7 separate regions of the Mus musculus genome follow, and regions 1, 2, 3, 4, 5 and 6 are each linked to region 7. The links are chromatin loops, found by intact Hi-C in ENCODE. Cell type or tissue: left cerebral cortex. All regions are shown on one strand.

Region 1 (4,000 bases), 180 kb after region 7:
CTTGGTCTGATTTAATTTTTATAAGTTTTTCTGGTAACTATTTTTTTTATTCTTTGTAGATACATAAACATAACCATGTCTCTATCTTAAAACTACTGTAGGTTTCTATTTTAATGCCAACACATCTTCATAGTATATTGGCTGGCCTAGTTCAGTTTTTTTGAAAACCTAGTTGCTGTTCTAGTTTATCAACATTAAGAAAATTTGGAGTTAGCCGGGCATGGTGGTGTATGCCTTTAATCCCAGCACTTGGGAGGCAGAGGCAGGAGGATTTCTGAGTTCGAGGCCAGCCTGGTCTACAAAGTGAGTTCCAGGATAGCCAGGGCTATACAGAGAAACCCTGTCTCGAAAAACAAACAAACAAACAAAAAAAAAAAAAAAGAAGAAGAAAAGAAAAGAGAAAAGAAAAGAAAAGAAAATTTGGAGTTAACAACATATTCTTTAGTCTGTCCCTGGGGGGTTTACATGCCCCTAGCCCCTCACTGGGGGAGTCTAGGCAAGGGCTCTACCCCTGACCACGCCCCCAGCCCCCTCACTAGGAGAGTCTAAACAGGGCCACCCTGATCCTCATGGATTATCCCTGAATCTTCAGATGTTTTCCTATTTGAATAAGCACCTCAGGTAAACAGTTTTGCTTTGCCTTTTTAATTACTGCATACATCATCCATGCCACACCTGTGTGGAAGTCAGAGGAAAGCTCAGATGAGTAGGTTCAGAGCTTTTTGCAGATGGGTCTTGAGGATTGAACTCTGGTCTTCCGACTTAGTAGATAGCATCCCTACCCATTAAGCCATCTTTCCAGCCTGTATTTGAGGTTTTAAAATATGGTCTACTTTAGAGCCCACTCAGGCTTGAAACTGTCTTTCTGCCTCAGCATTCCAAAGGCTAGGACTGACCCAGGATCCAGCATGCCCCCTGGAATCCAGTCTGCAGACCTGCTGAGATGGGTCACTATGTCAGTGTGTCCACAGACTGGAACCAGGGCAGAAAGAGCAAGGGGCAGAAGCACAGGGGCTTGCTGCCAAGCCTGCTGACCTGGGACTCACATGGTAGAAGAAAAAACTGACGCCAAAATTGTCCTTTGACCCCTCTCAACCGCTCCCCCTGGATGTCTACAAACAAGCACACACAAAACAAACACATGTCATTTAAACAAACAAGTAAATTGAGATTAGGCATCGCAGCACAAGCTGAGACAGGAGGATTATTGTAAGTTGGAGTCCTGCCTGAACTACAGTGTGAGATTCTGTCTGAAAATACCTAAGAAAACGAGATACACAAAAAGGCAAGTCGAGGTAGCTCATGTGTTTAATCTATTTTTAAAGGGGACCCAGGCAGATCCCTGAGTTCCAGGCTGATAAGGTCTACAGAGTGAGTGGTGCTAGGCTTCAAAAACCAAACCAAAAAATAAAAAAGTAACAATTCTTAAGAGGGGGAAGGAAGGCTGAGCTCATGCCTGGACTGGCAAGAGGACTGAAGAGATTGTACCTCAAGGACTTGATCTGGCTCAGCAAGGCGGGCAGGAGGTGCAAAGGCTTGTTGCAACTGTCCCCACCCACCCCAGACTCTGCTCAGAGATAAAGCCTAGCCCAGCCTTTGCATGGGGAGAAGGCCTGAGTATCTCCACACAGGACAGAGGTAGTTTTGAGGAACCCAAAGGGAGCTGGCAGATCTTAAGTCATGGAGGTGTTTTCCAGTAAACGCTACTATCTCTACTCACAATATTTTATTTTGTATTGTTTTTCTCAGTCTATATAATGGGACAAAAAAGAGACAGAGAAGCGAGGAGGAGACAGAGGAGTGGGGTGGAGAGAGAGAAGGGGCGGGGGAGTGGAGGACCAATGGTTGCTTGTGTTTGTTCAGCCTTGGAGTTGTCCCTCCCTCACCAAACCCAGCCCCGTGAATCCCATCTTTCCAGTTTTCTTATATTTTGGTTAGCTTTTACTTATTTATTTATTTATTTATTTACTTATTTATTTGTAGCAGGCTGGCCTCGAACTCAGGCCCTGCTTCTCTGGGACTGGTCAGGATGCCCTCATCTGTGTTCCAACCACAATCATCCTATCCTAGAGGGGAGTGGATAGGATGCACCAGTCACAGGCAACAGTGCTGGCTCTGTTCTTAGTTGTTTCCAAACCCTTGCAGAGGACTCAAGCTTGGTTCCCAGCATCCACGTCAGCTGGTTCACAACCACGGGTAACTCCAGCTCCAGGGGATGCAATGGCTCCAAAAGCATCACCATCATCACTGTCATCGTCATCACCATCATCACTGTCATCGTCATCACCATCATCACTGTCATCGTCATCACCATCATCGTCGTCATCATCAACAGCCGCAACAGCAGCAACAACACCACCACACACACACAGTTTTAAAAAAAGGGTTTTTTTTAATACTTCTTTTTTTTTTAATTTATTATATGTAAGTACACTGTAGCTGTCTTCAGACTCACCAGAAGAGGGCACCAGATCTCCTTACGGATGATTGTGAAGCACCATGTGGTTGCTGGGAATTGAACTCAGGACCTTCGGAAGAGCAGTCAGTGCTCTTAACTGCTGAGCCATCTCACCAGCCCCCTAACAAAAAGTTTTAACTTAAAAATATTAAAAGCATCCAGGTGTGGCAAATATTTTTAATACCAGCAATCCGAGGCAGAGGCAAGAGAATTTTTGTGTTTAAGGCCAGCCTGGGCTACAGAGTGAATTCCTGGACAGCCAGGGCTACACAGAGAAACCCTGTCTCAGAAAAACCAAAACCAAAAAACAATCTTGTGGGTGCCATGTGACACCCGAGTATTTTCTTCAGGGAACCTGCGGCCCAAGACCTCGACAAAAACATTAAGGACCCAGGGCTGGTTGTGGTCGTGTACACCTGTCATTTGTCCTCTTGGGAGGTGGAAGCAGAAGAGTCAGGAGTTCAAGGCTATCCTCAGCTACATAGTGAGCTACATGAGACCTGCCTGTGCTACAGGAGACCCTGTCTCAAAACAAATGCTGAAGCCGGGCATGGTAGTGCAAACCTTTAATCCCTTTAATCCCAGCACTCCCAGCCAGGGCTATACAGAGAAACCCTGTCTCAAAAACAAAACAAAACAAAACAAAACAACAAACAAACAAACAAAAAGAAAAACAGAAAAAAAAACACACAAAAAACAAATGCTGGCTATGAGGTGAATGCCTGTCATCTGGCTTGAGAGGCAAACATTGCAGGTTCAAGGCCAGCCTGATTCCAGGCCATCCAGAGTTATGGAGTAAGACTCTGTCATCTAGCTGGCTGGTAGCCAAGCATCTGTACCCAGGAAGCTCAGTGACCTGAGGTGGGTGGGTCCCTGGAATTCACAGGCTGCAAGGATAAGCCAGGGAACTAGAGCCTACAAGCCATCCTCTGACCTCCACAGATACTCTATAGCATGGGCACGTACACATGAAGTTACACTAAATAAATAAACGTTAAGGAAACTGTCTGGTAACAGGAGGTGGCCACTTCAGTCTCTATATCCCCTCTGGTAGGAATCTCAGCTAGGGTCACCCCCATAGACTTCCTGTAACCTCACCTGTCCCAGGCCTCTAGCTGGTCCCAGAGGTGTCTCCCCATCAATTTCCAACCCTCTTCCCCTCCCCCAACATCTGACCGCCTTCCCGTACCCCTCCTTGCCCCCTCCATCCTTCCATCCACCACTAATGTCTATTTTATTTCCCCTTCTGAGTGAACTTCATGCGTTCTCCCCCGGGCCCTCCTTTTTAGCTTCTTTGGGTCTGTACAGTGTAACATGGTTCCTGTATATAATGGCTAATATCCACTTATCAGTGACTACATACTATGCATGTGCTTTTGGGACTGGGTCACCTCACTCAGGATGATATTTTCTAGTTCCATTCATTTGCCTGCAGATTTCATGATGTCTTTCTTTATAATAGCTGAGTAATATTCTATTGTGTAAATGTACCACATTTTCTGTATCCATTCTTTGGTTGAGAGACATTTAGGTTGTTTCCAG
Region 2 (4,000 bases), 250 kb after region 7:
ATACCCTGAGCAAAGGTGCTGGGAGTGGAAGCAATATTTCATCCTGCAGGTGTAGCGCATCACCAAGAGAATTCAGGCCTGGAACCTGAAGGCAGGCAGGACCTTGGGCATAGGCAATGGAGGAGGACTGCAGAATGGCTTGCCCCCGTGGCCAGTTCACTCTACTGGACCTCGGCCAAGAAAATGGCCCAGGGATCAGTCTGGTTAGGGCCTTTACCCAGTCGATGCTCTATCTTCCAAGATGATTCTAGCTGTCTCAAGTTGATGTAACCTACTCAGAACAAAACCAACCAAGGCTACAGAGATGCTTTCGGCAGAGCTGCTGCTGGCATGCTGGAGTCTGATCAATGGCAATGCTGGCATGCTGAGACCCTGGCAATGGATAGGAGAGAACCAACTTCTGGGAAATGCCCACTGACCTCCACACGCACACAAGCAAGCATGCACACCATAAATAAATAAATAAATAAATGTAATGAAGAGTTGTTTTAAAGTATTTGTTTGCCAGGTGTGGTGGTGAACGCCTTTAATCCCAGCACTCGGGAGGCAGAGGCAGGCAGATTTCTGAGTTCGAGGCCAACTTGGTCTACAAAGTAAGTTCCAGGACAGCCAGGGCTATACTGTCCTGGAACTCACTACATAAATCAGGCTGGCCCTGAATTTACAGAGATCTGCTTCGGAGTGCTGGGATTAATGGCATGCAACACTCACTACACCTGATTTTTCTTTAATTTTTTTTTTAAATAATCAAATCCCAGAGAGCTAGGGACATGGCTCAGGTGGTAAAGTGGCCACCATGCAGGCTTGAGGGCCAGAGTTTTGATCTTCAGAACCCACAACAGGCCCAGAAATAGTGGCGCACACTTTTAATCGATCTCAGAGTTAAGGAGGCAGAGACAGGAGGATTCCTGGAATCCCTGGGGCCAGCCAGCCAGCCAAGTCTGACCCACGAGTTCAAGAGCTAGATGTGATGTGAGGAACCAGATCCAAGGTTGAACTCTGACCTTCACACATGGACACTTGTACACGTATGCACAGCAAATCTTGGGCTGTCGCTGAGAATCCTTAGGAAACAGGAATTAGCAAGTTCCTTGAGGGTGGGAGGGATGGATGCTTTCAGTGGCCAGACCAAAGGAATTTCAGCACCAAGGAGAGCTCCAGACGCTCTCTGTGGGAGGCTTCCTTCATTCTCACCCGCCCTCTTAAAGGGGCTCCTGGGCCAGGGAAACACCAGAGGACCTCAGGGGTTTTTTTTCTCCAGGGGCGAGAGGCATCAGGGACTTTTTAAATGGGAAGATGGTTACATTCAACCTGCTTTTTATTTTCTCTTTTCGATTTATTCATTTTATGTGCATGTGTGTTCTATCTGCATGTACATCTGTGTGTGTCTGGGGCCCATGGTGGTCAGAAGGACTTGGATCCCCTGGATCTGGAGTTATATATGGTTGTGAACCACCATGTGGGTACTGGGAATTGAATCTCTGTCCTCTGGAAAAGCTTCAAATGTTCGTAACTGCTGAGACATCTCTTCAGAGTGAGCCCTCCTCTAGGAATTCCTTTGTTTTTCTTGCTTTGAGACAGGGGCTCACTATGCTGCTCTGGCTGACCTGAAACTTGCTGAGTACCTCCCACCCACAGAGAAGCTCCTGTGAGGCCGTGGCTCCTGTGGCCCCTGCTAGCCAGTGTATCTCATCAGCTTGCACACCCCCTCACTCCCTCATTGCTCCTTCACAGGCTGAGCTGGTTTTGTTTGTTTTCTGCTTGAACTTGAACCCAGGACCTTGTCCATCCTGGACAAGCTTGAGTCTGAGTTTTGTCACCATTCCTGAGCCTCTCTGAACTCTTTGTTCCCATGTCTGCCTGCCTGCTTTTCTCAGAACTTTCTTCTTTCTCTAAATGTCTCCTTGATCTTTGCTCATTGCTAAAGTTGGAATACAGTAGATTATTAGTATGTTGTTGAGTGGGTGGATGGGTGGGTGGATGAGTGGGTGGTGAACGGGTGGGTGGTAGGGTGGGTGGATGGATAGATTGGGTACATAGATTTTATTTATTTATTTATTTAGTTTTTTTTGGGGGGGGGTCGAGACAGGGTTTCTTTGTGAAGCCCTGGCTATCCTGGAACTCACTTTGTAGACCAGGCTGGCCTCGAACTCAGAAACCCACCTGCCTCTGCCTCCTGAGTGCTGGGATTAAAGGCGTGTGCCACCACACCTGGCAGGGTACATAGATTTTTGATGGGGAGGTGGAAGGACTGCTTATGGATAAGTGAAGGTATTCCGTGTGATTAATAACACAGTCTTGAATCTCTGACCAGGTCCACCAGCTCAGGCTGCTGCACCTCTGTGCCTGGTAAGCACTGCCCTCTGCTGGCCACACTGAGGAATGTGCTATTTCCTGAAGTCCCAGTGCTGTGAGATTGGTCTGTTAAAAGCTCTTCTGCCTTCAAGTAACCCCAATGGCTTTGTTTGTTGTTTTGGTGTGTCAGGTAGCCCAGGCTGGCCTGAACTATTCCCCTGCCTCTTCATCGAGAACTGTTTAGAAACAGTTCTTTGGAGGCATGTCCAATCTTGTTAGAATATCAGTAGTCCAGTCCCTTATCGAAACACCAAATGTGAATCAGCAGCTGCAGCCCAGTCTTCTCGACCAGCATTACACAAGAACCAGCAAGGCCAGTTCAATCCAGAAGAAACTGTAAGGCTCCCCAACCGGCATGAGGCCACAGAAGCTGCAAGAAGCTGCAGGAACCGCATAAGAAATTCTTTGGCAGCCAGGCGTGGTGGTGCACGCCTTTAATTCCAGCACTTGGGAGGCAGAGGCAGGCAGATCTCTGAGTTCGAGGCCACCTGGTTTACAGAGTGAGTTCCAGGACAGCCAGAGCTATACAGAGAAACCCTGTCTCAAAAAACAAAAACAAAAACAAAAAACAAGGAAGAAAGAAAGAAAGAAAGAGAGAAAGAAAGAAAGAAAGAAAGAAAGAAAGAAAGAAAGAAATTAATTCTTTGGCAAGTTTCTCCTTGGTATCATCACAAGCAGGGCTCAACAACTCAATGTAAGGTGAACCAAGACATGTGTGTCATTAGCCAAGGATAGCAAGGCAGAGCAAAGCAAATCAATGCTTGAGCCCCACTGGCTGTGGGGTCATATTTATACTCCTTTATCATCCATTCTTTCATGTGTCTGCTATAGCAAAACATCCCCTCACCTGTGAGCCCCAGCAAACCATCATTTGACATAACTAACTTTCCACAGAAACCAGAAGTTTCTGCTTCCTTTGGGTGGAACCCAAGACTACTGACTGCTGGGCATACCCTCTGCATTCCACAGTGTGTCTCTATGTAGCTGAGGCTGACCTAAGTTATTATGTACCAGGCTGGCCTCAAATCCACTGAGACCCCTTGCCTCTGCCTCCCAGGGCAGATGACAGGCCCGGGTCATCATACCTGACTTAATTTAGTCTCATGTAGTTCAGGCTGGCCTTAAATTCACCTTGCAGCCCAAATAAAACCCAAGCTTCCGATCCTCCTGTCTGCATCTCTTCAGTGTGGATGGCAGGTTAACGTTTTCACCTGGCCTTTCTTATTTTGTCTGTTGTGTGTTGCAGTCTCTGATCTTCTTGCCTTGGCCTCCTGAGCCACCACACCCCCATGCTCACCTGACTGAGACACTGTCTCTTTGTTGAGCACTGTGCCCTGAAACTCAGTATGTCAATCAGGCTGGGACCTCAGTGGTCCTTTGCCTAGCTAAAATGTATAAAATACTACTTAAAATTTTTACCTTTTATTTATTTGTTTATTTATTTAATTTTCTGTGTGTAGGTGTTTTGCCGGCACGTATATCCACATCTCCGTGTTCTCCTGTTGGCTGTGGAAGCCAGAAGAGGGCTTGGATCCCCTGGAATTGCAGTCACACAGTTGTGAACCTCCACTGGGATCTGGAAATTGACTCTGGATCCTCGTGCCAAGTGCCATCAAGCACAGGGATTTTATGTGCACTATGGTGT
Region 3 (4,000 bases), 120 kb after region 7:
GCGGAGAAGAAGGCTGCGGACAAGACGGGTGCCTGGTGAGACAGCCCCACTGTGGGCTTGGGGCTCACCTGCCGAGCCTCCATACACACAGGACCTGACTCCCCAGGTGGAGCAGCATTGAGTCTCTGCTGAAGGCTGTCCTGAGGACTCCCAGAGACAGTATAAAGTGACATGGGCTGTCCCCAAAGTCAGCTTCCTTGACTTGAGTCAGTGACATCACAGGTCACAGTCCCTCAGGAGGTCTTACAGTGTCCCAACCTCCTTCCTAGGATGGGGCAGTGACTCCTGCAGAGGACAGAGTAAGCTGGCAGACACCAGAACCTTTGTACAATTTATCCAGAGGCCACATTCCAGGCTGGCATGCCTTCTTTGACAGTTTGTGACACATGTGAACGTCAGGTCATCAAATCGACTCCCCACCCCACCCCGGCCCCTCTCCCTCTCTCTCCATCATGTGTTTGAGCCAGGGTCTCTCATTGAACACAGCGGCTCACCAATTCAGCACCAATTCCACTAGGACCAGCCAGGGAACCTGAGGAGCCCCTGTGTCCTTGACTCTGAGATGACAAGCATCCATTACTGCACCTGGCTTTTTCTTGTGTGGGGATGGAGACCCTGGTGTCTGGCGAGGTAGTCCCTGTGTGGGGGCTGAGCCATCTCCCAGCCTCTCTTCTTTTCATTCTTTTGAAGCAGGTTTGCTCTGTAGGCTGTGGTGACTTGGATTTTACAACCGTCCCGCCCCAGCTGGCCCTGCCTGTGCCACCACTTCTCCTAAAGGGAGTTTCTGACTCTTCAGTTTCCTCCACTCAGGAAGCTGCCACACGGACACTGTGGTGTCAGGGTATTTAAGACCAACACGGCCGGGCAGTGATGGCGCACGCCTTTAATCCCAACACTTGGGAGGCAGAGGCAGGCGGATTTCTGAGTTCGAGGCCAAACTGGTCTACAGAGTGAGTTCCCGACAGCCAGGGTTACACAGAGAAACCCTGTCTCGGAAAACCAAAAAAAAAAAAAGAGCAACACGAGAGCCTTTTACCCTTAGCAAGTAAATTAGGGGGTGGAGAGACAGTTCAGGCATTTGGAGCCTGACTTGGTTCCAGCACCAATATAGCTCACAACCGCCTATAATAGCAGGTCCAGTGTGCCTTGCACCCTCTGCCGGCGGCCGTGGGTACTGCATGCATGCGCCGCACAGGCATACATGCAAGTAAAAAGCTCATACACAGAAATAAATTTTTTTAAAAAAAGATTTATTGGATAGAGGAGTGGGGGGGAGGGTGTGGGAGACTTTTGGGATAGCATTGGAAATGTAATTGAGGAAAATACGTAATAAAAAAAGATTTACTTATGTATTATGAATACAGCATTCTTCCTGCATTATAGAAGGTTTGAGCCATCATGTGGGGGCTAGGAATTGAACTCAAGACCTCTGAAAGTGCAGTGATCTTACCCTCTGAGCCATCTCTTAGCCCCAGAAATAAAATTTAAAAAACAAAATCTGCCAGACAGTGGTGGTACACGCCTTTAATCCCAGCCCCTAGGGGGCAGAGGTACACAGATCTCTGAGTTGGAGGCTAGCCTGATCTACAGAGCAAGTTTCAGGACAGTCAGAGCTACACAGAGAAACTGTCTCAAAAAAACAAAAAACAAAACAAAACAAAACAATAAAACCACCACCAACAACAACAACAAAAAACAAAATAACACAACAGAAGCAAACGGATAGTGTGTGGGTGCTGAGTCTTAGCCATCCGTCGGGATGGATTTGTGGATTCATGGGTAGAGGGATCATCCCAATGGGCTGTATCGCTCAGTGGGTAGAGCACTCCCTGCAGGCATTGGCCCTGGGTGGTGGCATGGTGGTGCACATCTCTAGTCCCAGCACTTCGGAGAATGAGACAGAGACCATGAGTTTAAAGTTATCCTTAGCAGTGAGAGTTTGAGGCTAGCACGGGCTACGTCAGACCCTTCTCTTTCTCAAAAACCAGGAAAATCCCTCAAAAATGATCGCAAAGGTTTGTGTGCCACTTGGACTGACAGGAAACCCTCAAAGGGGTAGAGCACGAGGGGAGATGAGAATGCTACTGCACGTGACAGGCACAGCCACTAGGGGGCAGCATTCAGCCACATCAGACTGCAGTAACCTAGCCCGTCCAGAAAAGCTTAATACATATTAGTACAGTTGGGGACTGTAGGACAATTATCAATGTATTCTGTTATCTTTTATCAATACAGGGTTTCTCTGTGCAGCTCTGGCTGTCCTAGACTTTATCTGTAGACCAGGTTGGCCTCAAACTCACAGAGATCAAAGGGTGTATGCCACAACTGCCTGGCCAATTAAATTTTTTCCACACAAGTTCCCCAGTTTGTACCCATTATCACTGTATCACCATGCTAACAGGCATGAGCCCAGCCTCTCCTAAGCCACACCCCTGTAGTCCTGCCTGACCCTCCTGCTGCCTTAAGCTGTCAAAACTGACATATCTGTTCCCTCCCCATTCGACCACAGGACTGCCCGCCCACCCGCTCCTTCTTGTCATTGCAAACACTTCCTGCATACCCAGCATATTCTTGGACCCCAGAGCCTGTCCTTGCCACTGCTGGATCTGGCTGGAAGGTCAGCCCTTTGACACTTGGGATGTCCTTTTGCATCCGAGGACCCAGGCCTTCTTCCTGCCACTTACCTGAAAGGACTCCCAGGGTCACGATGGCCATGCTGATGCCCACCACTGCGATGACAGCCGTTCGACAAGGGCCAGGGTCTGGAGCAGATACAGAGACAGCCTTTGTCACCTCTGGCACAAGTTGTAAGTCTGGTGCAGTGGGCTCCATGGCTCGGCAAAGGTAAGCTCCAGCTAGACACCTGCAAGAGAAAAAGAACAAAAAATGGACAAAGGATTTATCTGACATTCAGCCACACTTGGCCCTGGACTCCTGATCAACTGACTCCACTTCCAGAGTGCAGGGGTGACAGGCATGCACCCAGCATTCCCTGACACCCATGTGGACCCAAGTGCACCCTTTGCTAATCCTGGTATCCCAAGGCTGAGGCCAAGCCAATTTGTCCCATCCTTAAGGAGACTTGATCTGCCTGAAATGGCCACTCAGACCCTTGTGACCGCCATGCACAGCAGAGGGGACAGGTCAGTGGCCCCACTATGACATCACTTAAGCTACAGAGATTCTGGGTGAGACGCAACCATATCCCCAAATCATCACTGAAGTGAGAGACAGGAGCCATGCTGCAGCTCTGACCAGTGAGCTCTCGGCCTCGGGCTGCAGGGGAGACCTCCGTGACAGTCCACATACACACAGATGTACACACAGATGCACACACAGGCGACCACACACATGCAAACACACCCACACACATTCATGCACACATATGCATACACACATGCGCACACATACATATACGTGCACATACACACATGCATGCACACATGTGGATATGTGTGTGCATAACACATATACACATGCACATGTGTGTGTGCACACAGGCATGCACACACGAGCACACACGCATTACTGTGCTCACACACACCCCTTGCTCATCCCTTCCCTGAGGACTTGCTCTTAGTGAGTGCTAAGCATGCCATGCCATTCAGCCCTTCCCACAGTAATTACTGCAGAGCTGCCTTGCCCACAGACACAGAGCCCTGAAAAGGGGCTGATGCAACTCTGTGAACCTCGGGAGACCTGAGCTGGGGAGACCAGGCTACCAAGAACTGCTTCACCAGAACCAAGCATGGTAGCACACACCTGTCATCCCAGCATCCAGGAAGCTGAGGCAGGGGGATTTCTATGAGTTCCAGGCAAGGCTGGACTGCCAAGTGAGACATTGTAGCCAAAAATGGGGAGGAGGTAGATGCAGGCCATGGAACACAGACTACTTCCTGGTCAGCTCTGATCCTCAACAGGGGACCAGGATCCTGGCTTTGGGAGACCAAGTCTACCCTGACACTTGGTCTGTAAGTAGGGTTTGTTGGGGGTAAACATG
Region 4 (4,000 bases), 240 kb after region 7:
GAAGGAGGCAGATGCTCCAGTAACTGCTTGACACTCCCTCCCTGAACAGTCCTACCCTGCCTATGCCCCAGCATACTCACACCACCAGCAGAGCAGCCTGCAGTAGTTTAGCCTGTGTAGGACCTCAGAAGGTTATCACATCTCAACCCCAGAGCTGGTGTCCACATACAATGGACAGCTGTGTTTGGGTTAAGTTAGCAACAGACCAACAGTCAGGTGGTTGGACACCAATGTTCTGGAAAGATAACCAGCTTGGCTTGCATAACGAGGACCCCAGGAAAAAAGGACAGGTCTGCTCCAACAAACAGACCACTTATCCAATCTGAGATACGGGGTGGCAGACCTGTGTCTCTGTTATCCAGAACCCAACTCGGCAGGAGCCCAGTGCCCAAGTTTTCCCTCTTCCCAATTATGGCAACCACAAATATCACTAGGCATCACCAAGTGTCAATTAAAGACAGACCCCATGAGAATGGCTGGCTAACCTTTCCATGTGACAGAAGTAATGACACCTAACAGAGTGTCACATACCCTGCAGGGAGGCTGGGAGAGGTGGTCTGTCCTCATCACTTAACCTCACATGTAACTTGAAGCCAGCAGGACATCTCATACCCATATTCATAGCAGTTGAGAGAAAAAGACAGGATTGCTCTAAGTTTGAAGTTAGCCTGGGCTACATGGTGAGTGCCAAACTGCCCTGGGTACAGAATCAGACCATCTCACCCAGCTGGTGGTTTCCGGGCAGTCCCCTACTCTCATCAGTAAGTGGGTTTGAAAGGCAAGTACAGAGCCAATGTTTCCCTTGGCCACACATGGAAGCCCACCGTTACCATCCTTTCCCTGCTGAAACAGGTAATTGGCCCACATAGGCAGGCTAAAGGTCAACCCACCTTTGCCCACGTGAGCACAGATTAGCCTGGACACTTATCCGAAAAGGTCAGCAGAAGAAAATACCTTCTGAGTCACGCTGGGGCTGGCTCATTCTACCCACAGCACGACTCACCCAGCCACCCACGGGACTCCTGAACTCATCAGAAGGGACACGCCACCACACATGGCCTACTGAGTCACCAACAGGAAGGCCACCCTAGTCCTCCTTCTCAGGTTTGTCCCCTAAGCTGCCTGCCAAGCAAACAGCTAAAAATGACATCTACATCACTTCTGCCAAAGGGATTACTCTGTGAGGTTCCAGAGCCCTAAACTGCTATAAGGATGGTGTCCCCCTCCCACCTGTCACTTGTCCAAACCTGGTCTCCAAACTGGGTATTTCTGAGTGTGAACACAAGGCTACTCAACTCCTCTAAGAAGCTGGGCCACCAGCCCAGGCCCATGACTGCCACACTCAGTTCCTAATCTGTCTGTCAAGTTCCAGAGCCTGCAGTGATGAATGTCTTTCTATCCTCTGTGCCCCAGGGGCACCAAAGGTAGCTTGCAGGTGCTTTTTACAAAGGATTATAAAGCCAGACCTGGTGGCACACACCTGGCATCCCAGGACTCTGAAGGAGGCAGGAGGATGAAGGCCAGTTGGATTATGCTAAGACTCCATCCATCCCAAAACAAACAGAATAGACTGGGAAGGCCTGTAGGTGGGTGGGCACACAATGCCTCAGTAATGGGATCACAGCACAACAGATTTTTCTGTGTTTGCCTGATTGGGGGAAGGGACCTGAAACAAGAGTCTGATGCGCCCCAATATGTGGGACAGGCTGGCATGGAACTCACTATATAGTCAAAGCTGGTCTTGAACTCCTGATCCCTCTGCCGCCACTTCCTGGGAGCTAGCATGGCAGGTCTGACACTGGTGTGTGCCAGGTTCTGGCTTCCTAAGAAGCAGAACTCTCCATGGAACATGGTACTAGAATAGGGCACTGTGGAGCTGCTGCTCTGCTCAGGCTTTGAGAGAGCTAACCACCCCTACCCTGCCACCTGCTGGCTCCTGGATGGAGAGCAATGTGACAGCCACAGCTGGAAAGTGCCTGCAGATGTCAGGAGCAGGGCTGGGCCAGCAGAGCCAACCTTGCCAAATGAGATCTGGGCCAGCAAGGGAAAGGCACTGGGCGGTCATTCCCAGCCACCCGCCACTGGAAAGCCAGTTCCCGCCAGGCTCAACTGAAGGCCTGATTCACATGAAAGGGTCAGCGTCACTGGGTGAACTTTCAGCCTTCATCACCAGGGGACAGGGCAGAGGCAAACTAGAAGCACCATTCAAATGGGCACCAACAAGGTTGTGGTAGTTTTTTTTAACCCTTCAAACTCATATATGACAACTTTGAGGATACAGCCTGGTGACTGTCTACTCAGTACAGACCAAGCAGCCCATTTCTTGGTCTCCTCAGTGACAGCTTCAGCTTGAACAAGGCTACTGCAGGTGTCTGGAGTTCTAAACTCCCCGCATCCCCAACACACACACACACACACCACAGGGGTACAAGCCCATCATCCCAACCAGCACTTGGGGCAGAAGCTGGATATCACTGCAAGTTCAAGGCCAGCCTGAGCTACAGAATGAGTTCCAGGTCAGCCACTATATAACAAGACCAAAGAAACAATAGAAAAAGAAAACACTAGGCCAGCACAGGCATCCTATGACTGGCAGAATCATCACCAAACTTGGCTCACTGCCCAAAGGATGCTGCCCAGCTAAAAGAAAAACTAGGGGCAGCCTCAAACCCTCAGACAGCGTGGGTGGGCAAGTCTCAGACACATTCTCCCGGGTGAACACTGCAGAGTTGCTGATCATTCCCTGGACTTTCTAGAAAAAGCTGCTAGCAGAGAACACAATGTGACAGCCAAGGAAGTGGGAGGCAAATGACAGAAGGACAGTGGAGGGGAGGCTGAGGTGGCTGAAGTAGGCTGCACCTCGACTGTGACCACAACTCACAGAACTGCCCTGCGAAGGGTGGCTAGTCAGAACAGCCAACTCTGAGAGGGAACGTACTAAAGAGTGTGCTCTTCCAGACAGCCTCACCAGACAACCTCCCGGACTTCCCAACCTCTCAGACTCCACCAACACCAGGGGACAACTTTTCCCATTTCCCACAGTCCTTCCAGTCGTGGTAAGAAGAGGGACAAGCCTCCCCAATTTCTCAGACTCTTTGTAGGCAGACCACCAACCAGGAACCCACACTATAGACCAGGTTGGTCAGGACTCCTCCTGCCTCTGCCAAGTGCCAGGATTAAAAGTGTGTGCCACCATGACCAGCATACACACAAACAGATATTTCAAAATTCCTATTACATTTGTGAGTGGCTGTGTCTGTGCACACAGTGAGGTCAGAGAACTTGTGGAAGTTGGTACTCTCCCTTCTGCCCATGTCCCAAACATGGAACTCAGATTATAAGACTGTTGCTGAGCCATCTTGCTGACCTCAGGAGAGTTGAGTGGACACTTGTGGGAATGTTCAAGGACACACAGGGCTGCCTAATTCGAAGAGGCAGAGGACAGGTGCAAGGGCATCCCAGGACACACATGTTCCCTGGGACCCCAGTGAGGATGTGAACTCAGCAGCACCAGGGAACCCCACTGCTGTATCTTCTACTCAAAGCATACAAAGGGCCACAAGGGGACAGTACACTGACCTCCGCAGGCCCTCCTGGACTTCAGAACCCACTTGCCTCTGGCACTTCCACTTTAAGGGATAACACCTCCAGCTTTGCAGAGTCGCACCAGCTCTACCCACCAGCATGAGAGGACAACCTCCAGACTCCCTAAGTCCCCTCTAGCCATGCCACCAACATTAAGAAACAACTGCTCCAGCATTCCAATGTACCTCCAGGCCAATCCACCAACGTCAAACGACACATGAGGTACAAATTGAGATGACAACCTCTCTAACTTCTCAGGTTCTTTCAGCCGGGCACCCTGACATGAAGAAACAACTATTCGGAGCCCTCCTACCACTCCACGAACGTGGGGGGACAACCCAAACCCAAGGGCCAACCTCCCCCTGACTTCCTAGGGTTCTTTTTAGCACCTGCCCATGAACATCAAAAGGTGACA
Region 5 (4,000 bases), 67 kb after region 7:
ATCAGTTTGGCCGCCTCGTACACCCCCACGGTGAGGCGATCCTGACGCTGCGCGGCCACCAGCAGCTGCTCCACCGCGGCAGTCACCGCCTGCATCCTAAAAGGCCAAATGGGGAGATTAGCCGATGACAGCCCCGCAGACCTCAGGCGGCGGGCGAGAAGACCTCAGCCTCTGTTGTACTCACTTCTGAACCGCGTTGTCGCTCGCCACCAGCTCTTCCAGGGTCATGATGCAGTCACACTCCACAGCGGACCCCCACGGAAGATCCCCAAGAGCAAAGTACAAGTCCAGATACGAACCCAAGAGGCAAAAAAACCTTCCCGTGCGACCAGAAGTGTCGGAGGCCTTCCGGAGGCGGTGGGACTTCCCTTCCCAAGAAAAAAGTAGGGGTAAAAAGAAGATTGCAAAATCCCCCTCGAAATTAATCCAAGAAGACAGAGATGAACGCAGACCCAGGGTTGCTGCGGAGTGAGCGCGCGGGCGCTGCGAGCGGTTTATATGACTTCCCGGGTGGAGGCGTGGCCACTGGAGGCATGCGCTTTCCACCCATTGGTAGATGCACAAAGGGCCGAGTATCCCGCGCTGAGATTGGCTGGAGATGGAAAGGGCGGAGCTCGGAGCTCCGGCGGCCCCACGTGGGGGTCAGGGCTGGGAGGAGCGTGAACGCCAGCAGCGGCGACAGCTAGAAAAGCCAGAGAGCTCTAGAGAGAGAGCTCTAGAGAGAAAAAAAAAAAAAAAAAAAAAAAAAAAAAAACCACAGAAGTTTCTCTCCTGATTTCCCGGCAGCCGCGCTACGCAGGCCGCGCGCGGGGTTTCCAGCGCGAGAGGCTGGCCTGAACTTTCGGGGAGGGCTGTCTGGAATCCCCTCGCTGTCCCCGGAGAGTCCCTAGCCTTTCCCAAGCTCTGAAAGAAGGGATGTGCATGCGCCAGGAGGCTTACTAAGTGTTCTGCCGGCCTTGTAGAGTTGGAGAGTGTTTAAATAACGTCTAGGGTATACAGTAAACGTTTGGTAAGTTTGAGGACGGTGGGATCCTCTCCCCAAAGTGAGAACTACCAAGGCACCCTAGCATCGCCAGCACGAAGGTGCTTTGAGAACGCTCAGCCCTCTAAGGCCAGGGTCGCGGGAGGAGAGGCACACAGGAAGCTTCCTAGTGGTCGTGGTAGGTGGCTTGGCGGTGCCCCAGGGGTCCTGGCTGCAGAGCACTAAGGGATCGCAGGGGGAGAGATCCGGAACCCTTTCTCCCTCCTCCCGGCACCCCGAGAATTTCACGTGTGCACGGGAGGCGCAGGTGAAGAGCCCTCCAGACGCTCTGCGGAGTGACCCTGCCCCCTGCCGGCTGCCTCACCGTCTATCCTCAGATCGATTCGCCACACTTAACCCCTGAGGGGGAAGCCAAGTGGCAAAACCCGAAGGGTACTGACCCGGGGAGAGGTGACTGAAAGGCAGCCGCTCTTATGTCCCTGGCATTTTTGTAGTGCGTAGCATGAAGCACAAGCCCCTTCTTCCACGCGTGTCATTTATCTTTCCAAGATTTGTCAGGCAAAGGAATTGATATCTGCATTATGCAAAATGGAAACTGAGGCTTCCAAGGGCGTTCCAAGCCACAGCTTGAGGGCTGGTAGTCGACAGCAAGGACACGAGCGAGGCAGATAGACCCGCGTGGGATTCTCCCACGGTGCACGGGGGCTCCCGGTGAATCACCCTGAGTCGCCTCCTCCGCCAGCCTGGGTCCTGGCCTCGGCCGCGCGGCTCGGTTCCCCGGATCCCCGGATCCCCCGATCCCGGGTCTGGTGACGCATCCTGCTTCCTCCGCGCCACCCACCCAGCATGCGAAATGTCCCTGGCGTGAGAGGCGCGGCGGCGACACCTGGTGGCCTCATGAGGTCTCTGCTCACGCAGCTTCCGGAAAGGGAGGGGGAGAGAACACTTGGAATGATTTTTTTTTTTTTTTTTTTTTTGAGACAGATTTCTCTGTATAGCCCTGACTGTCCTGGAACTCACTCTGTAGACCAGGCTGGCCTCGAACTCAAGAGATCCGCCTGCCTCTGCCTCCCTAGTGCTTGCTGGGATTAAAGGCGTGGGCCACCACTGCCCAGCGATTTTTTTTTTATTAATTTTTTTTTCGATGCTGGTGATGAATCCAGGACTTCGTGATGCCTAGCAAGCTCATCACCAATATCTACATACCGCTATAGCCCAACCTGGAATAATCTATACATACAGTATTTTAAATATCAAACATGAAGGGCAAGACATCCTCCACAGGATGGAGGGTTCGAGCTGACTCCTGCGAATTGTCTTCTGATCTCCGTACCTACTCCAAAGTGTACTGTGTCCTCACACACAAATAAGTAAACTTTACTAGATGTGTATTTTAATAGTCTAAATTGGCTGCTGGACTGTAGCAATGGTTCAATGGCAGAGCACGTACTGAGCATGTGTGAGGCGCTGTTTTCCACCCCTGTACCACACGAACCCTATGGTGGTACACATTTGTCATCCCAGCCCTAGGAAGGAAGAGACCGGAAGATCAGTCAGTAGGTCAGGATCATCCAGGGCTATGTAGTGAGTTTGAGACTAGCCTGGGCTAAATGAGACCCTGTTTTAAACCTGGGGGTGGGGCTAGAGAGATGTCTCAGCCTTAAAGAACACTGGTTGTTGCCAGGCAGTGGTGGCACACGCCTTCAATCCCAGCACTTGGGAGGCAGAGGCAGGCGAATTTCTGAGTTCGAGGCCAGCCTGGGCTACAGAGTGAGTTCCAGGACAGCCAGGGCTACACAGAGAAACCCTGTCTCGAAAAACCAAAACGAAACGAAACCAAAACAAGACAAAGCAAAACAAACAGCAGGGGCAGAGAAATGGCTCAGAGATTAAGAGCACTAGCTGCTCTTCCAGAGGAACAGGGTTCAATATGGCAGCTCACAACCATCCGTAACTCCAATTTCAGGGGACCAGACACCCTCACACAGACATGCATACAGGCAAAACACCAATGCACATAGAAAGTCAAAAGGAATGATTAAAACACAACCAAAATCCCAGAGGCCTTACTTCTAGAAAGACACCCTGAGTTGGAGCTGGGCTAGACAGAGAAAGGAAAGGTCAGGAGGAGGGGAGGGTCTGTTGGGGCAGGGCACTACAGGACTCTCACAACAAAACCGGAAATAGGGTCGGGGGCGTGGGAACTGCCAAGACAAAGGCTGGAGCTCCTGAGAGGAGATGCTTTGGCTGTGGTCAGGAGGCCACCAGGAAGGGCCTAGACTCCTGGAGGGATCCCAGAGCATTTTTTTCTTTTTTGAGACTGAATCTCATGTAGCCCAGGCTGACCTTACTTAACTGTGTGAGCCCCTGACAATCCTGCTGTCGTGAGTTACATGGGCCCCCACAGCTGATTTATACCATGCTCTGGGGCCCTTGGATACACTAGGCCAGAGCCCTATCTACTGAGCCCCAGCCAAAGGGTTGTGATCACAAAAAGAGAAAGAGCTGTAAGAATATGTTCTGGTGGGGTGTGAGTGAGGGGGATGCCTCAGCAGGCCCATGACCAGGCAGCCCTTCCCCCGAGGGACCGGACATACACCGGTATAGTATAGTATGAAATAGAGTTTAATTAGGGCATGGGGAGGGAGTTGAGAGAATAGTAGAGGCAGAGAAAGGCAGAGAAAAGGAGAGAATAGAGATGTGGGGCCCGGCCTTGACCATGTGGAGAGTGGGGGGAAGGGAATGGGGAGCAAGAGGGCAAGAGGTAAGAGAGAGAGGAGGGGCCAAGCAGCCCCTTTCATACTAGGCCAAGCCTACCCTGCTGCTGCCAGGAACTGTGGAGGTGGAGTTTAGACAGGTGGCATCCAAACTGATTCTGGAACATGAAAAGGCCAAGGAGGGTGACCTGTGCAAAGGACCTGGGGCAGGACAGAGTTTGTTGGAATAGCATCCAGGAGGTGTGTGTCGCCAGAACAGAGGGAAGAAATGCAGATGAGGAGAGAGAGGGCCAGTGGGGAG
Region 6 (4,000 bases), 160 kb after region 7:
AGTCCCAACAACCTCTATCCTCACCTGCTGTGTTTGACTGAAATCCAATTAAACAAGCTGATTTAATACAAAAGTCAGACGTTTAGATATTATTATTCCCATAGAAGGGGTGGGGTGGTTGTTGGAGTGGCTGGGTCCCTCCTTTGAGGTTGGGAAGCTGTGTGGCTCTGATAGCTAGGGTGACCTGGGGGAGAAGCTGCGGGCGGCAGAGTCGGTCATGATGGTCACGGGGATGCACAGGGCAGCCCAGCACTGGAGGCAGGACAGGTGGCCAGCTTCAGCTATGAACAAACGGGACTTAGGGCTGAAGCTGGGGCTCACCTCCCATGCAGGTGGCCGATTCTATCCCCAGCACCTCAGACACTTGGTGTTACCAGCAGGTGTGTGACAGTGATTTTTCCCATGGCCAAACAGCAGGGCAGGACAGGGCTGGGAAGCTCACTGAGGACAGTCCATGTTCTCTGGATTAGACAGAGGCACCGGGACTTCCTGAGTGGCCCGCCAACAGGAACCCAGGGAAGCTAAGGCCCAGGCTGAGCTGCCTCTGCCGGATTCTTCCCTAAATAGAAGTCACTGGAGCACTTGGCTAAAAGACCCCAGCCTGCATTCTTACCATTTATTATTTGAGCCATTATTTTTTAACAGAAATTTATGTAGCCCAGGCTGGTCTCAAACTTACTATGTAACTGAAGCTGACCTTGAACTCCAGATTCTTGCGCTTCCCCCCACCCCCTTTGGGGTGCTGGGTGACAAGTGAAAGCCACCATGCCCATCTTTGCCCCCCCCCTGCCCCTGCCCTAGGCCTGCTCACTTCAGAATCTCACCTCCTGGTTTCTGTTCCCACAACGTTCCATCCTCCAGGGTGCTAGAGGTGAGGGGTAGTCCTGGGAAGGTCCAGCTCCACTCTGGGTCTGGTTTATCTGCCTAAGTCTGGCACTCCTCTTTCAAGGGGTCCTGGGTTGTTGCTACAGGCACCTGCCCAGCTTAGGGGCTGAGTTCTCTGGGACTGGAGGGTCCTTGGAGCAAACAACTTCAGTTTCCAACCTACCTGTGTACATGCACTGCGTACATGTGCCCCCACATCCCCAGGACAGCAAGAGCAACTCTAGTCACCCACAGGTAGCTACTGAAATAGCAGTTCCTTTCTGGCCAGTTCATCTCACCATCTGCAGGCAGCACTCAGGAGACTGGCTGGAGCAGCTCCCTGGGCCCAGAAAGAAGCCTGGGCGCTCACTGTTCTAGGCCAGAAGGCAGAAGCTCTGTAACAGGGGCACTTTAATGGTCCAAACAAGAAAACATATTCCCAACTTGTGGTCCGAGCCTGTTATCCCAGCTATTTGGGATACTGAGGCAGCCCCACCTAGAAACCCCAGCAACGGGGGACGGGGGTGTGGTCAGAGGTGGAGCTCCCACTTAGAATCCCCTGTGAGGGTCTGGAGGTGTGGTAAGTGGAGAGGGCCGGCTTAAAATCCCCTTGAGGAAGCTAGGGGCGTGGTCAGGAGCTGGAGGCCCTGCCTAGAATGCGCCAATGAGGGGCTGGGGGCGTGACCAGCATGTGAAACCCTGAGTTTATCAGGAGCATCACAAGTCAAGGGCTGGAGAGAGCTCAAAGGTGAAGTGCATGGTTAAGAGCTGGCTCGTTCGGCCAGCTGGAGATTGGTCAGTGGTTAAGAGTACACACAGCAGACTTTGGCCCAACACAAGTCTGTTAACTCCAGCTCCAGTTGCCCATCGTTTTCTCAGGCAACTCCACGCACATGGCACACACGTACTTGCACATAAAATTAAAAACAATAAAAGTAGCCAGGCATGGTGGTGTTCACCTGTAACCCCAGTACTGGAGAGGCAGAGGCAAGTGGATCTTTGTGGCTATCCTGGTCTACACAGCCAGTTCCATGCCAGCTAGAGTTACACAGTGAGACAGACTGTCTCAAGAGGCAGGAAAGTGAGAGATGGGGGCGGGGTGGTGGTGGTGAGCGCAGGGTCTTTTGGTTTTGTTGGGGAGGCCGGCAGTCGGGCTGGTCACTTAGCAGCCTCTTTGCTCCTGCTACCCAAGGAGGCTACAGGGCATATGTCTGCTACCACCTGTACCACACCTTTTTGGGAGCATGGTACCTCCCCTGAAACGTGTTCAGGAGGTGACTGTCTCCTACCTGAGGTTTCTGAATGAAAAGGGTTGTCAAGCTCACAGGGCGCTCCTGGTCCTCAGATTATCCTCAAGCCTTTTCGCTTTGCACAGTGTGACTGTGTAAACCAGGCTAGCATGGAACTCAAGCCCTCTAGGTACTGGGAGAACAGGCATATGGCCTTGTTGGTATTTCTGAGAGAGGCCATGGTGAGGGAACACTGTACACTGGGGAACAGGGAGCATGCATCTGACCTGTCCCACAAAGCTTCAACTATCAGGTCCTTGATTGGTAATATGCCAACCCATCTGGGGTACAACACCCACAATCTCTGATTGGTGTCTCTTACACAGCTGAGTTCCTAAGACCCTGACAGCTGCTTTTGGTGTTGCAGTGTGACCATGTTGACTACAATCTACCAGGATCCCCAGGCAACCGTACATTACTACTAAATTAAAACAAAAAGAGTTGGGGTAGTGAAACATGCCCATCACCCCAGCACTCAGGAGCAGGAAGATCATGAATTCTAGGTCATATTTGACCACAAAGGAAACTAAGGCTACCTGAAAACAAAAGAGGTTGTGTTGCTGTCCCTGCTCAGGTCTCCATGAAGATAGGCAGCTATTTCTGGAATTGGACAGCAGGATGTGTGATCCCACAGTACCCCCATGTGCACAGGAGGGGGAAGATATTCTCAGGTCTGCCTGGCCACTGCAACAGTCTAACCTCGGCCTTCCTACCACCTCCAACACTCCCTACCCAGCTACTTCCACATGCTTCCTATAACCAAGTTCTCCTGGTCTGTCCACTGCTTCCTGTAGCCAAATTCTCCTGGTCTGTCCACTTGTCCCTGAGGTTGTAGGCTCCATGAGACACACAAAGCCTGCACACAGTAGGATCTCAATAGCCTAAAATGACACTACAGTCTTACCTTAGTCCCTTTCTTGGACAGAGCTTATTCTGTGTCCTAGTTTCCCAAACACACCACAGCAATGGAGGTGGAGGGGCTTACACAGCAGCAGCTGTGGGACCTGTCCTATTCCTGAGCACCCCCAGGCCTGCCAGTTTACTGGCCCATCCCCTGGTTCATCCATGCTGGCACTAATCCACTGCAAACACTAATGCCACATCTTAACTCCTATACCCTGTATGCAACCCAGTTCCACTCCTGCACTGCTCCAGTGGGCAAAGCATCCATGTCTATAGCTCAGGTAGCTGAGCACACACAGCCCCTGGCCAGCCTCTCCCCACCCTACCCCCCAAAGGTGATGCTGTTCTACCTCAGCCACTTTCAGCCAGTTGCCTGAGGAGCAGTCACAGACCCCATAGCTTCTCAAATGTCCACAACACCCCAGCCCTACCACCCATTTAAGCATAGACTCAGGAGTGACTGAACCCTCTCTGGGCCATAGCTACCAGGGGCCCAACCTAGACCCAGCAGCAGGACACAAGACACAGCCAATGAACGAGATCACTTTATTGGATTTGAGCCAGGGGAGGTGACACTATTTTTCCAGACTTCAAAGGAGACTGCTATAGCATAGGTCACCTGACCATCTTAAACAGCAATAAAAAAGTAAAATAGAAACCTTTATTTAGAATTAAAGCCAACACTTGAGTGTGACAAACACAGCATTCAGCTCGAAGAAGCACCCCGCTAATGGAGTGAGCGTTTATTCTGCACAATCACGACATGTGGACTAACCCAGGAGAGGGCACAGGGACACTGGGCAGGGCTGGCACCTAGTCCTCCTCACCCGGGTCCTCTCTCTCCAGAGTGTAGACCATGAAGCAAGCGTCGGGTCTCTTGGGGACAAGGGGATGCCCGGGTCTCACAATCTCAAAGCCAAGAAAGCTGAAGGTTCGGAGTAGGG
Region 7 (4,000 bases):
CACATCCCATGTTCCCTGCACCCCATATTCTGAACTCATGGGTTGAGGCTCCTTAGACCTAAAAGCTGGATGTGTTCAGTCGTGATGTGCCTTTGAGATTTGGCTTTGTTTTCTGGGTGTGTGAGGAAACCTGCAAGATTGATACTTTGAGGAGAAAAGGTTTCGTTTTGACTACCAGTCCTGTTGAAAACTTGCGAGGTTAGTCTGTTTCTGTGCCTGTGTCAAAGTGCCCAAGGCTGCAGCTGCTTTAGAAGGGAAAAGGTTTGCTGAGGCTCAGGATCGAGTATGAGCTGCATCGTCTTAATTGATTCCTGTGACTGTTACAAACTGCCTAAGGCTGGAGCCATTATAAAGAAAAAATTTGTTTGGACTCTCAGTTCAGAAGGGAGGGCAGTGTGTCGTGTTGGAAGATCACCTGGCAACAGACTGAGGCCAGGCCTGGGCTGTTAATGTTTTGTTTTGAGAAAGTGTCTCATTATGTAGTCCAGGCTGGCCTGGAACTTGCAGAAACCCTCTTGCCTCTGCCTCTTGAATGCTAGGGCCTGTGCCAGCACAGCCTTCCTTGATTGTGGCCACAAATTCTCTCTGGTAGACCCTTGAGTGTTGGAATTGAACAAATGCCCACCATGGGGCATAAGAAATGGCTCAGTGGCTACAGCACTAGCTGTTCCCATAGAGAGCCCAGGTTCAAGTCCCAGCACCCACACATGGGCTCCCAACTCTATGACTCCAGCTCCGGAGGAAACAGGACGACCCCTTCTGGGTGCTTCGGATACTGCACACATATGTAGGGACACACATTTCATTGAAGATATAAAAAAGTATAAGAATACTTTCGTCTGTATGTCTGTCCAAATGTTAAGAGTATATTAGAAGCCACGTCTGCACTACTTGATTGTGCGACTCACCCCACCAGAACATAACCACACAAGGGCTTGGGATTGGGTGCAGTCACGCGCTCTTGTCTCCCAACACCCGGAAGTGGAAGCAGGAGGATCTGGAGTTCAAGGTCATCCGCAGCTTCAAAGTGAATTGGAATCTGAGACCAACCTGGGCCACCTTTCTCTCTAAAAAATAAAGGAAAATTTAAAAGGTCAGCTCAGCATGGTGGCGCATGCCTTTAGTCCCAGCACCTGGGAGGCAGAGGCAGGAGGATTTCTGTGAGTTTGAGGCTAGCCTGGCCTACCCAGTGAGCTCTTATCTCAAAAAACAAAACATTAAATTTGGCTTTTATATTGTCAGGGTACCCCGTGTGACATCAGGGCACATCGTGGCAGGCATGATGGAGAAGCCCCGATGTGGGGCGGACATGAGGCTGTGGGTGTCACTTAGGGTTCAGTGTGCCCCACAGAGAAGCCTCCAGGGCTGAGTCCCTGACCTTGGGGACCTACCAAGGAGCTCCTGATATGAAGACTTTTCTGTTGCAGAAGAAGCAGTCTTTCTTTCAGGAGCTCCACACAGAGTGGGCTGAAAGATAACTCCTGAATTTTTTATTCTTTCTTTGTCTTTTTTTGTTTTGTTTTGGTTTGGTATTTTGAGTTTGTTTTTCAAGACAGGGTTTCTCTGTGTAGCCCTGGCTGTCCTGGAACTCACTCTGTAGACCAGCCTGGCCTCGAACTCAGAAATCTGCCTGCCTCTGCCTCCCAAGTGCTGGGATTAAAGGCGTGCACCACCTTTGCCTGGCCTTTTTGATTTTTTTGAGACAGGGTTTCTATGTAGTCCTGGCTGTCCTGGAACTTGCTCTATAGTCAAGGCTGGTCTCTCAATTCAGAGATCTTCCTGCTTCTGCCTCCTGAGTGCTGGGATTAAGGTGTGCACAACCACACCCAGGATCTTTAATTTTTTTATTTTAATTTTATGTGCATTGCTGTTTTGCCTACATTTGTGTCTGAGTAAGGGTGCCTGGTCCCCTGGAACTGGATTTATGGGTGTTTGTGAGCTGTCATGTGGTTACTGGGAACTAACCAAGATACACTGTGAGAGTAGCTGGTGCTCTAACCACTGAGCTGTTAGTTCATTCCAGTGTCGGCACTTTAAAAAATTACTACATGTATTTATGTGGGCACGTGCGCATGTCCTGAAGCATGTATGGAAATTTACGGGACAATTTGTAGGAGCCTGGCCTCTCCTTTCCCGATGGGGAGTCGAACTCAGGTCTTCTGGCTTGATGACCAGTGTATTTATTGCTGAGCCATCTCCCTCATCATTTTGTGCAAGTTTGGCCGGGATAGCAAACAATGTCTGCTGTTACCACGTGTGACCACTAGGGGGCAGGAGAGATCCGTGCGTTTCTGCACCGCAGCACACAGGGGAGGCGTCAATGGGTTGTGTATCTCATACAAAGCTTGGAAAAGGAAAAGTGGAGGCTGACTCCGCCGTCCACGATCCTGGGGTGACAATCACCACTCCATGCCCCCCAACCCCATGGACAAAACGAAGCTCGAGAACATGTGGCAGGATGTGGGTGGGAAGCTCCTGTCACAAAGTCAGCGGACACAGTCAGCTCAGCACCCTGCAGACCCAGGGATGTCAGGAGAAAATAGCATGGCCACAGAGCCGCTCGGGAACCCTTCTCCATAAAACCTTGACGCTCGGGGGATCCACGTGAGCTCGGAGCCCCGGAGCAGCCCCAGTACAAGGTGTTTCTTCAAGTTCCCATTTTTCTTGCAATTTGGGGACATTTTTGCTGGGAACATGACTGGTGCCTTTTGTCAGGAACCGCCCTTGTGCAGGTGGCTCAATCTCTGGCTTCCACACACACACACACGCCCTTGGCTGCTCACCCTCCGGGTCTGTTCCAGGTGTGTTAAAATTGTGCTGTTATTGGGCCTCTGTGGACAGGCTGTCCTGGGAACACACCACAGAGATACAGGTCTGTGGTGCTTGGCTCACAAGGTCATAGCAGCTGCCAGAACACCAAACATGCCCAGTGCTTTGTCACAGTGTGTTCACATTGTGTCTCAGCAGGAGTGTCCCCTGATGTGACCTAGAGGCTTCTCCTTGCACAGTCTGCAGCTCAGAAGTCCAGAAACTTCTCAGAGCATTGAGGACTTCGAGTGTGACATTTACTCTGAGAAACAAGATGTGTTAGTGTGATCCTACCCCACGCTTCAGGGGATCCTAGGTGACATCTAGGGACATGTGCAGCTGTCACTCTGGGAGTGCTTCTGGCATGGGGGTGGAGACTGTAGAAGCTGTTGTGTTCTGTAGGGTCAAGGACACCCTACAGAGGACAACTTTGAGTAGTGTCTCCAGCACCTGGGGACACTGATGCTTTTTTTTGTTTGTTTGTTTTTGTTTGTTTGTTGTTGGTTTTTTTTTTGTTTTTTTTTTACTTTTTGAGACAGGGTTTCTCTGTGTAGACCTGGCTGTCCTGGAACTCACTTTGTAGACCAGGCTGGCCTCGAACTCAGAAATCCGCCTGCCTCTGCCTCCCAAGTGCTGGGATTAAAGGCGTGCACCACCACTGCCCGGCTGGGACACTTAAACATTTACTGGAGTAGAATATGTCACCGGGACAGGGGACTGACCCTCTTTTCTCTCGTGGCTTAGTGTGTGGGTTTCCATGTGAGCAGGACCTCAGTGGGAGCAGGTGGTTGGGTGGCACAGAGTCTCCAGGGTCCCTGGGAACCCCTAAGCCAGGACATCTGTGCTGAGGACAAGCTATCCCTTTTGCCCATCAGAATTGGTGGAGACTATTGCAGGGACACAGACCCTGACCAAGAATGACCCAGCCCCAAGCATCCACAGTGCCGCTGACCATGGAAGAAGAAGCGTCTGTGTTGTTTGAGACTCCGTTTCCTATAGCCTAGGCAAGCTTCAGATACTCTTTATGTGGCTAATGACGACATCGGGGCTCTTGATCCTCCTGTCTGCACCTCCTGAGTGCTCTGTGACACGTGTGTACCACCACATGCTAGGGACAGAGCCCAGGGCTTCATGAATGCCAGGCAACTGAGCTACAAGTACCCCACCAACCAAGCTACAAGCACCCCACTGA

The links. Hi-C counts contacts between places; a loop is a spot of excess contacts. Peaks named below come from ENCODE experiments on the same cell type or tissue, not always from the same donor. Only the 100,000 strongest peaks of a DNase experiment are listed, where the experiment ranks them.
Region 1: it touches region 7 in a loop (3-fold over the local background); 24 of 42 quality-filtered maps call a loop at or near these places.
Region 2: it touches region 7 in a loop (3-fold over the local background); 26 of 42 quality-filtered maps call a loop at or near these places.
Region 3: a loop joins it to region 7, with 6 times the contacts of the local background. A loop is called at or near these places in 29 of 42 quality-filtered maps.
Region 4: it touches region 7 in a loop (2.4-fold over the local background); 26 of 42 quality-filtered maps call a loop at or near these places.
Region 5: it touches region 7 in a loop (6-fold over the local background); 41 of 42 quality-filtered maps call a loop at or near these places.
Region 6: it touches region 7 in a loop (2.8-fold over the local background); 15 of 42 quality-filtered maps call a loop at or near these places.

The regions. Positions count from the first base shown.
Region 1 is chr10:80,816,634-80,820,633 of GRCm38, reverse strand. No RefSeq gene overlaps it. Among named protein-coding and RNA genes, the nearest start is that of Jsrp1, 5.1 kb to the right of the region's middle. In left cerebral cortex, a CTCF peak has its summit at 2,449 (motif pointing right); no DNase peak of the experiment used is centred here.
Region 2 is chr10:80,745,963-80,749,962 of GRCm38, reverse strand. No RefSeq gene overlaps it. Among named protein-coding and RNA genes, the nearest start is that of Ap3d1, 5.7 kb to the right of the region's middle. In left cerebral cortex, a CTCF peak has its summit at 2,370 (motif pointing left); DNase peaks (open chromatin) are centred at 1,132 and 2,363.
Region 3 is chr10:80,878,648-80,882,647 of GRCm38, reverse strand. Tmprss9 (transmembrane protease, serine 9) reads right to left here and starts at 2,832. Exons shown (of 18, transcript NM_001081688.2): 1 at 2,685-2,832; 2 at 1-13. The coding sequence starts at 2,832. In left cerebral cortex, CTCF peaks have their summits at 1,162 (motif pointing left) and 2,109 (motif pointing right); DNase peaks (open chromatin) are centred at 1,146 and 2,108.
Region 4 is chr10:80,755,874-80,759,873 of GRCm38, reverse strand. The region is part of intron 1 of Dot1l (DOT1-like, histone H3 methyltransferase (S. cerevisiae)); the gene reads right to left. Among named protein-coding and RNA genes, the nearest start is that of Dot1l, 2.7 kb to the right of the region's middle. In left cerebral cortex, CTCF peaks have their summits at 1,947 (motif pointing left) and 3,620; DNase peaks (open chromatin) are centred at 1,099, 1,943, 2,701 and 3,645; H3K4me3 peaks cover 1,498 bases; H3K27ac peaks cover 2,726 bases.
Region 5 is chr10:80,926,544-80,930,543 of GRCm38, reverse strand. Gadd45b (growth arrest and DNA-damage-inducible 45 beta) reads right to left here and starts at 453. Exons shown (of 4, transcript NM_008655.1): 1 at 185-453; 2 at 1-96. The coding sequence starts at 228. In left cerebral cortex, CTCF peaks have their summits at 1,319 (motif pointing left) and 1,882 (motif pointing left); DNase peaks (open chromatin) are centred at 34, 584, 1,376 and 1,818; H3K4me3 peaks cover 1,766 bases; H3K27ac peaks cover 1,622 bases.
Region 6 is chr10:80,828,874-80,832,873 of GRCm38, reverse strand. It overlaps Oaz1 (ornithine decarboxylase antizyme 1), which reads right to left. Exons shown (of 5, transcript NM_008753.4): 5 at 3,584-4,000. The coding sequence ends at 3,870. Lingo3 (leucine rich repeat and Ig domain containing 3) reads left to right here. Exons shown (of 2, transcript NM_001013758.2): 2 at 1-73. Among named protein-coding and RNA genes, the nearest start is that of Mir1982, 2.1 kb to the right of the region's middle. In left cerebral cortex, no CTCF peak of the experiment used is centred here; a DNase peak (open chromatin) is centred at 1,521.
Region 7 is chr10:80,993,692-80,997,691 of GRCm38, reverse strand. All of the region lies in intron 2 of Gng7 (guanine nucleotide binding protein (G protein), gamma 7), which reads left to right. Among named protein-coding and RNA genes, the nearest start is that of Gng7, 19 kb to the left of the region's middle. In left cerebral cortex, CTCF peaks have their summits at 764 (motif pointing left) and 2,262 (motif pointing right); a DNase peak (open chromatin) is centred at 2,280; H3K4me3 peaks cover 368 bases; H3K27ac peaks cover 525 bases.